Regions from separate parts of the Homo sapiens genome. Here region 1 is linked to region 2. A link is an interaction called in ENCODE POLR2A ChIA-PET data of the cell type or tissue named here. Cell type or tissue: OCI-LY7. All regions are shown on one strand. Region 1 overlaps LOC105370461 (a long non-coding RNA gene). Region 2 overlaps LOC105370461 (a long non-coding RNA gene).

Region 1 (5,000 bases), 55 kb after region 2:
TAAGAGCTTTAGAAGAAAGGCATCATATAAATGCAAATAACAGGAGATTTGATAAAAAGAATAGTCATATCCAAGTGCACAACGGCTGCCCGATCCAAATGAACAGCTTGAGGTTTTACTGCTATTGTCATTCAATACACATCAGAGAATAAAGACTGAGAAGTGAGCCTTCTAGAATTCTTTCTGCTTGAATTGCTGGCATATTTTTCTCATGCTATCATGTAATATGCCATGTAGAGAACTGAAAGAAGACATCAGGGATCATGAGTCCTATAGGCTTTCTACTACCACCCCAAAAGGATACAGAGGCATTTCACTGATGGGAAAATGCTCCACAACTTCCTATTCAACCACAGCAAGGAAACTCAGGGAGCTCTGAAAAGAGTATTCAAATCACCATTTTCTCCCTGTGGCAAGATATATTTTTTAACACTTAGCACAAACATCCACCCACACATTATGAAGTCAGGCATTTAACATTTTAACTGCTCGGGTTGGCATGCCTACCATGCCCCCTGCTCCAAAAACTGTTGGTTTTTGTAATCAGGGCAACAGTGCTGGTGGTCAGCCTAAGGAGATATTGGGGAGCTAATTCAATATGAAAATAATAAATAGCAGGATTTTTTCTAGACAGTCCTACTCTGTGGATAGCATATCAGCAACCATTCACAGACTTCCTCTGAAATTTGCTCTGACACGGCTTACAGTTTAGCCAATAGCTGACCACAGCACTCCTGACTTGGTTGCTACAAATTGAAGGAGCAGTTGGATACAATGCATGCATAGCCATGAGTGAGTGGCCAATAGCTTTTTGCATGGCATCTTTCTAATTCTATGTAAGATATAAACAGCAAGGACAGGAAAGTAACCTCACCTTTAGAACATGAGCTCCAGAGTCCATATGTGAAATCCTTAACAACTACACAAGAAAGAAAAGGAGAAAGTGATAGTCTATCAGGCCTGAGGCATCTGAGACCTTATCTTTGATTGATATGCGTATTATTCTTTTTTTAATTAATATCCTTTTAGGTCACAGTATTAATTTTCCTCTTGTTTGAAGAAACAGGCAGATTGCTTATTTTACATTTCAGCAAACTCATATAGAGAAACAATCAATCCTCATGGACTTAAATAGAGCAAATTAATCAAATACAAAAGGCGAGAACTAATTCAGAAACTACCCAATGGGAAATGAGAAACAGGAGAGAAAGCCCATGCTTTTGAATAGACTTTGGATGCCATAAACTTAAACCAATATATTATCTCACTTTCCTCCCACAGCTTCCCTGCAGGAGGCAGGACAAAATCAAACAGAGCAGCCTGTAAGGCAAGATCAGGCCCCAGTTCTAAATGCCTCTATGCATAGTTAGTGGGCCTTAAGGAGAGAGAAATTTAATGCTTAAAAATGAAGATCATTCTGTATCTTTAGCTTCTTTCTGACACGTTAGGCAAAACTTCCAAATATCCTAGCACATATCAAAACCAAAAATCTCATAACGACAGCAGGACATGCTGTCAAAAGAAGAAAGCTAAAGATTCCTACTCGAACAACTTTTCTTTCACTTCAAATCACAAACTTTGAACCTACAGAGCTTTCATGATACATCATGCAGTTGGAAGGATTCAAGAGCTAAAGAGTTCTAATTTTTTAGTCATGTGAAATAGAGTTAATATAGATAAGACTGAACATATTATCAAAGATTTCCATTCTATTGGTTACATCAATGGAATTTTTTTATCATAATACCAATGAAAATAATACATCTGCCTAAGACTTTCGGAGTGAATGTTAGAACCTTCTTTGAAATTGCTTATTATCTTGCCTTTTGAAACCTAATATATTCCTGTCACAGATTGGGTGTGCTATTTTATGATTGAGGACAGAAAAGTTCTACTCATGATGGAACTATTGTCTCACTCTCTTTCATGTTCAAAAATGTTTCCAATGTTGTTGTTCATGCATGCAAATGAGGCTAAAAAATGAGCGGCAGTTCTTTCTCAGCTTGATACATGTAAAGTCCATTTTTCATCAACAGCTCTTGGAAGAACCTGCCACTGATTGCAGCTCTGCTTTTCTCATCACAGTGTGATGGATGTTTTTGCTCAAAATAAGCCGCCCTTTGCTGATTGCTGCAGGCTGCTTGGTCTGTCAATTGTGAAAATACAGCATTCCCCAGCTAGGCCACGTTGCTTATTGTAATCAGAGTCAGATGCAAACATTCATTCCAATGATACCCTAGTTCTGATCTCTATTTGCTCTACTGCAGTGCTCATTTTGGTTGTGAGGTATCCTCAGAACAAAACTGCCATGGGTTAAAGATCAAATCACTCACCTTAATTGAGTTAAAATCTTCTCAGTCAGAGACTAAGCCTCTCATTTTTCCTGAAAGATGTGCGAAAGGGTGAGTTTCCTTTTAAAATGCAACTGGGCAGAAGCTACCATTTGTGATGAGGATACAGGAAAATTTGTGACTGAAAATTTGATTCCAGACAGCAACTCTGAATGTTATTAATACTTGTCTATCAAAGGGGTGACACTTAAAAGCATGCTTGTATGTGTCACACAATATTGGGAGTAAAGTGATTAAACAGAAAGGTCCTGAACTACTTCCTAGGTACTGCTGTTAGAAGGGGCATGGGGAGTTTAATGGTGTTATTCAAAAATAACTACATTATATCCATATTTATGTATAATGGAGATCCATTTTTAGTTTATTAAATGAAATTTGGCCTAAAGCTGTCTATGTAGTGAACTGCAACCTAACTTACTATGTAAACAAAATGCAACCTCACTTAAGAGTATATTCTGCAACAGATAGCTGAGTCTCAGCCGGTCACAGGCTGCCAACTGATCAGCCTTATATTTGTTCATATAAGACAAATACTGAGCTATAATCAAAGTATTTCTATATGTCATTTCCTTTTTCTGTCCATAAATATTGCCTGCCCATATTGGATGAAGATCTCTGAACTACTGGTTAGAACTGGGTAGCAGTGAGAACCAGGAGAGGTTCAGAGAGCTCCACCCAGCAATGGGGACAGGTAGTATTTATAAACAGAAAAAGGAAGTGATACAGAAACCACTTGATTGGTTGCAGCTGCCTTATTTAAGCATGCTGGTTGAGGTATTTGTCTTATATGGGCATGATCTGATCAGTTGGCAGCCCTGATTGGCTGAAGCTCAACTACTGGGATTAGTTGAGACTCAGCTATTTGTTGCAAGACTATAATAAAGTGAGGTTGCAGTTTGTGTACAAAATAAGTTAAGTTGCAGAATACTAGGTACAGAGGCTACTGTAGATCAAATTTAATTTAATGTAACATAGTCCCGGTGGCTGCTAGAGCTCCAGCTATTATATCTGCACTCCAGACAGCAAGATGAAAGAAACAAGAAAAATCTCATCACCTCCGTTTTTTCTTTAAGAGACTTCAGAGCAATCTCACACAACACTTCCATTTACGTCTCATAGGTAAGAATCTGGTCATATGGCTATACCTAGTTGCACTGGAAAGTTATTATTCAAGGCCACAACAAATGTGGCTAAAATTTGGGGTTCTCTTACTAAAGCAGAAGGGAAAATGGGTATTTGTTAGAAAACTAGTAATACCTACTACAGCACTAACTCCTCACCACCATCTCTGCACATTCAGAGCCATTAAATGAACTTGGACAAGTCACTTAAATCTCTCTATGCTTCAATTTCCTCAACTCATGAGGTAACACACCTGTTAATTAGCTTGATTAGCCATTCCACAATGTGTACATATATTCCAAAATATCATTTGTACACAATAAGCACATAGAATTTTATCAATTTAAATAAAATAAAAAATTTAAAAATTTCCTCAACTCTAAAATATCTACCTTGTGCGTTTGTTTGAAACTTAAATGAGCTGACATGTAGAGGGCCGAAGGCATGCAGGTTCTTGGTAAACAACAGCCTCCTTCCACATCTCAACAGAAACCAGAATGACTCCAATCCACCCAAACTCCTTGGAGCCTATAATTGGGACCATTGTTCCCTTCCTCAGGGCCACACTGGCTGAGCTCTCCTGGCCCCTGGCCCAATGCTGGCTTCCTCTCCTCTTCTTTTCTGTAGCACACTCTTATGCCCATTTTGATCCACAGAAGCCTCAGCCAGGCCTGATAACTGAGCCCACAGAAGTTGTGGCAACTGGGACACTGAATAAACAAGGAAGAATTGGAGGAATGAAAAAGAGCGTACACATAAAAAAGCATTCAGGAAAAATGGAAGAAACAAGTTTTCCACTAAGACCTCAGATGCCAAAAAGACTAAATAATTTTTTTTAGCAAGGTGGCAAACCATTAAGGTTTCTAGCAGTTTCTCCTACCTGCTTAGCAGAATATGCCTCTAGATTATCCAGCTCTGTTTTATGCTTCAAGTCATTTCTCTTGGAGGACCCATTGAGACAATGTGAATAACTTGGGATAACCCATCACCACTAAGGGCCAAACACTACAAAGTGTAAGTCTTCTTGATAGATCTATCCCTTGCATGAGGACGCCAGAGGGTTGCTGACCACTCACCTGCTACTGCAACCCACATTCTCTGGAAGCAGATGCTGAGATGGAGTTTTGAATGCAATATGTTTGTGAGTGGATAAACTCCTGTAAATGAAGGAGCTGAAGCAAAATTGGGCAGAAGGGGAAGTTAAATTGCAATTCTAGCCCCATAAAGCTGACAGAGCACTTTGGCACAAGTGTTGTCTAACAGAATATCCTACTTCAGGGTGAAATGGCCTGGTCTTTATAGCCCCTCATCTCACACCAATATCAGTTGTGAGCTGTCTGGAATGGCATGACCTCAGCTGAGACCGACCCTAAAGGAGCTGACAGCTTCAGGCTGTGCACTAACTGCACTCCCCACAGCTGGGCAGCAAGACCTGTTCTGAAGAGGGATCAAGCAGCACATGTCTACCCTACCTGCCATAGAAATTAATGTAAAACCATAAAAGGATTTCAGTGTTTTCCTGGCTCT
Region 2 (5,000 bases):
AAGTTAAAACCAGGTGGCCGGGCACAGTGGCTCACGCCTGTAATCCCAGCACTTTGAGAGGCCGAGGCAGGAAGATCATGAGGTCAGGATATCGAGACCATCCTGGCTAACACAGCGAAACCCCATCTCCATTAAAAATACAAAAAAATTAGCCAGGCATGTTGGCGGGCGCCTGTAGTCCCAGCTACTCGGGAGGCTGAGGCAGGAGAATGGCATGAACCCGGGAGGCGGAGCCTGCAGTGAGCCGAGATCGCGCTACTGCACTTCAGCCTAGGCAACAGGAGACTCCGTCTCAAAAAAAAAAAAAAAAGAAAAGAAAAGAGAAAAACAGGTACTGTAATCATTCACCTGATTTTTGTTCTGATGAAGGTGCTTTTTGGTGCAGATAGTTGTTTAATTGGTGTTCTTTCAGGGAGAATGATCTGTGGAGGCTTTTATTCAGCCATCTGTTCTACCTTTGGATCAGGTAATCATACCTCATTTAATTTAAAAGTAACATTCCACTTTAAAAAGATTTTCATATCATAAATTATATTTCAAAACTATATTCTTAATTTAATTCTGCTATATCCTTATAGAAAATTAATATAAATATAATTAGGATGTAAATGAGAGAACTCAGACCCACACATCAAAAGATGACTGCCTTGATCGACTACTGAAATGCTAAAACATAGTCAAATGCAATTGTGTAGGAGATATTCCTTACTCTGGTAGAAATATAATAGTATTCCAGACACCTGATCTGAATTCTGGTATTGATTTGAGATACTAAGTCAATTTACCCAGAAAGAGTAAACATCTTCTGAGGCCAGAAAATACAATATACTTATCACAACTTATTTGTATTGATTACTTGTAAGCCTGCTCTCAAGTTCTAAACTTCTCATGCCTGCTTATTGTCAAATACAACTGCTAAGAAAGTTTGAACTATGAGCATTTCTTGCTAGGAAAGCTCTCCTCTGGTTAATAAACAATCACTATAATCACAGCTTCAGATAGTGCTCATATCTTAGAGATCCTTAGAAGTTAATTTTCTCAATTTGTTCACTCATTCATTTAAATATATTTAGTTTAAGTAAACAAACATGACTTAATCTTAGATTTTGCACTTGGGCTATTTATAAACTAGTTTGATGAAAAGTAGATCTAAGTAGATATTAACATAAAGTGTAAAGTGGTAATTATAAATTTAACACTTTCAGCAACGATAACCAACTTTTGATTAGATTATGCTGTATTTAACTAATTCTTCTCAAAGCATCAAATTACTCTTCAAATTTTTATTGTTATTACTATAGTCTAATTTAAGAAATTAGTCTCAGTAGCATCAAAATCATACTAGTTTAGCAAATGATTTCTATAATGCCCTATTATTATGGTTGCAATTCAGTGAGTTCAATGTAAGTAGTGCTTTGCCAGAACTGGAACCACTGTGCTTTTTAATAATTTCGGAAACTCAGGTAAGCTATCATTATAATTTTTGTTTTGTTTTGTTGCTTTGATCTTTCAACAAAAAACAATCATTCAAAGTTTAGAAATTAAGATTGAGATACATCATAAACATTGATAATAAAAGTTCAAATGAGTAATAGTGTCAAAAACCAAGCTATATTTAAACATTTATTTTATTTATTATTTAATTATTTAAAGTAAATAAATAATACACAATTGCATTTCTTTACTAAGAAAAATGAAACCATACAGATGGAACTATGTTTCCTCTTACCACCACTAAAACCTAGTACTCATCCCATACCTATGAGATTTAACAAAAGTTATAGTACAGGTCACTGCAGCACCTTCACTAATCATTACGACATTTCTGTAATAGTGAAAAAATGAAAACATTGCTTCTAAACTTAAGAACTGAAAATCAAAATACATAATACTCATCCTGGGCATGCTCTATAGCAAAGGCATTGATTGAGAAAGGTTTATGCTAATATGATGGAAAACACCCATAATTTCCATTGTAAAATTTTAAACATCAGTTGGACGGTAGGTACTATAATAGGCTGAATAATGGTTCTAAATATAAATATTCCTAATCCCTGAAGCCTCTAAATATTACCTTGTTTGAAAAAAAGCTTTTGGCATATGTGCTTACTTAAGTGTCAAGAGATGGAGAGATTATCCTGGATCGTCTGGGAGGTATTAAATAAAGTCATAAGTATCATTATATGAGAGAGGAGAGGGAGATTTTGACACAGACACGCAGAAGAGAAAGCAATGTGAAGACAGAGAGATTTGAAGGTGCTATTCTTGCAGACTGAAGTGATGTGGCCATAACCCAAGGAATATTAGCAGCCACCAAAAGCCAGAAGAGACAAGGAATGGATTCTTCTATAGAGCCTTCAGAGAACAATGTGCTGCTGACACCTTGGTTTCAGCCCAGTGATACCCATTTTGAACTTCTGGCCCCCAAAACTGGGAGGAAATAATTATTTCTTGTTTTAAGCTACCAAGTTTGTGGTAATTTGTTATAGTGGCCATAGGAAACTGATACAGGTACATATGATACCATTTATATTAAAATATACACAAAGACCAATACCGTATATTTATATTTCCTACAGAGCTACTGCAATTTAAACTTTCAGTGAGCTTAAACTTCAGCAAGTTAGGAAGTTGTAAGGTTACTTTCTATTTTGAAAGTTTAAAGTATTTTATGTAAAATGTCTAAAATTGTGGCCATAATTGCTTCTGATAATTTTTTTCTTTAAGAAATAAAATGCTATAGAGAGAACTGAAGCTCTCAACATAACCCAATTCAATCTCATTCTCTTTTCTTCCCCCTACACTAACGCTGCTATCTTAAAATAAAAGTTGGTATAATTCCTATGCATAATTTTATTCATGAAGATATAGCATTGTGTAAATGTATTACATTACCTATTTTATTCTGGAACTTGTATTTTTTCCTTGACATTGGTATTTTATTGTATAAATACTCCATAATATACTTTCATTCATTCTCCTTTTGATGAATGTTTCTCCTTTCCCCAACCTTTTGCTACTAGTAATGTTACAATGAATTTTGTTGCACATATCTCCTGGTGCACAGGTGCAATAATTTCCCTAGAGTATATATTTAGAAATAGAATGTCTGGGTCCTTGATTGTATGCATCTTTAACCTTACCAGATATTACCAAATTGTTCTTCAAAGAAACCAAGATGGCCTTAACATTCTCTTTAGTTTGACTCAACTTTAGATAGGTTTCTTCCTGACTGTAGGCCCCTGACTTCCCTTTTCTTAGAGCATTTACTTCAGAAAATTTGTAATTGCAAATTATTTCTCTGCCCCTTAGAGAAGTAAATCTTCTTAAAATCCTCTTGTTTTATAACCCCAGAATGCCAGTTTTGCATCTCAGGAAAGTCTTCCTCAAGGACCTAGCAACATCCCCTTTGAAAAGTAATTATCAAGAATGGCAACACCCCAATATTCTGGTTTCTGTGGGAGGGTAAGAGCCTAACTTCAATAAGCAACAATTAGCAAACAGAGATGGCCTAATCACATTGACCAACCTCTCCTCTAAAGCCTTCCAGAACTTTTTCCATGAGCTCAGCTCAAAGCTTAAAATCCCTCTCACTTTTTGTTAAAGTGGAATTGACTTCAATCTCTCTTCCCTATCATAACAGTTTTGAATAAAGTCTTTGTTCAATTTATCCACTAAAATTTTTCATAGGCTAAAATACTGCAATAGTTATTACTATCAATTTATAAAATTCATTAGCAGTATTCAAGAGTTCCTATTTCTTGACATGATTATCAATACATCATAAGCTCAATCTTTTTAATTTTTGCCAATTTTATATGTGCGCAATAGTATCTCATTTGAATATCACTGATTATCAATGAGTTTATTATCTTTTCAAATGTTCATTAGAGGTTCAATTTTTCTCCTCTATGAAATCCCTATTTATATGCTATGCCCATTTTACATGTTGTTTCTTTCCTTTATTGATTTGTAGTTCTTTATTTTTCCTGAATACTAATCCTTAAAGGTTACTAGTCTCAAATATGATCAGATCTAGCCTGATTTGATTACTAGATCTGTCCTAGTCTCAATATAATCCCTCAGCAGAAATTCCAAAATGCCAATATAAGACCTTGTTATGTAGACTATAGGTGCCAGGATTTAGGTAGCAGCAACATAAAATCACTAGTTCAAGTTCTTAGGGAAAATAACTGCCAGTCTATAAATATATACCCTGCTAAAAATTATCCTTCAAAAGTGAAGTCATAATAAAGATGTGAGTTATGGTGGTTATTTTCCTATTTTTGGTACTTATCTATTTTAATAAACCAGCAATTATTATGCTACAAATTCTTTACAACTCAGATTCCATTGGCATTTTGCAGTTTATATGACATAAACTGCATGAGTCATGTTATAGAGGAAAATATATTTAAGGAAAAAAGCAAAAAACGGCAGATAGGACGCAGGACTAACTTGCAGCTTCCACTCAGATGGACAGAACAGCATATGGAGATTCACATAATAAACATTTGCTCCAAGAACCACCACAGGAACATACCAGGAAAACTGAAAGATTCACAGACCCTTTGAAAGAAGTAGCTTGCCACTGCAAACTCTGTGAGACAGCCAAAAAACTGTGAGTGCCCAAAGTGTGAAAGTATGAAAGTCCACCTCCCAACACACATCCTCACTGGGGAACCTGAAAATCTAGATCACAGAAGAAGGATTTAACCTTACCTAGAGCTGAAACAAAGTTAGAGAGTTGAGTGAAATATAAAAGTACAAGAAGCAGCAGGAAGAGCCCTACAGGCACTCCCAGTCCCCAGAAAAACCCAGCGAAGCCATTTCTGACTTTTTCTCACAGGGGTCCTTGGGGAGGGCAGCCAGGGTAACTAGGGAATGACCACAGGGAGAAGGAGACTTCCAGCTGAACTTTGTAATAATTTTGACCAAGCACAAATTTTCCCAGGCAGAATCCAGGGGGGCAGTGAATGGGAAGTGCAGAGTCAAGCACA

The links. Peaks named below come from ENCODE experiments on the same cell type or tissue, not always from the same donor. Only the 100,000 strongest peaks of a DNase experiment are listed, where the experiment ranks them.
Region 1: POLR2A ChIA-PET joins it to region 2 with 5 read pairs; 2 of 35 experiments call an interaction of 5 or more read pairs at or near these places.

What each region holds. Positions count from the first base shown.
Region 1 is chr14:39,679,082-39,684,081 of GRCh38, reverse strand. The region is part of intron 4 of LOC105370461 (a long non-coding RNA gene); the gene reads right to left. Among named protein-coding and RNA genes, the nearest start is that of FBXO33, 250 kb to the right of the region's middle. In OCI-LY7, no CTCF peak of the experiment used is centred here; a DNase peak (open chromatin) is centred at 3,091.
Region 2 is chr14:39,734,577-39,739,576 of GRCh38, reverse strand. The region is part of intron 5 of LOC105370461 (a long non-coding RNA gene); the gene reads right to left. Among named protein-coding and RNA genes, the nearest start is that of FBXO33, 300 kb to the right of the region's middle. RefSeq lists an enhancer at 4,795-5,000. In OCI-LY7, no CTCF peak of the experiment used is centred here; no DNase peak of the experiment used is centred here.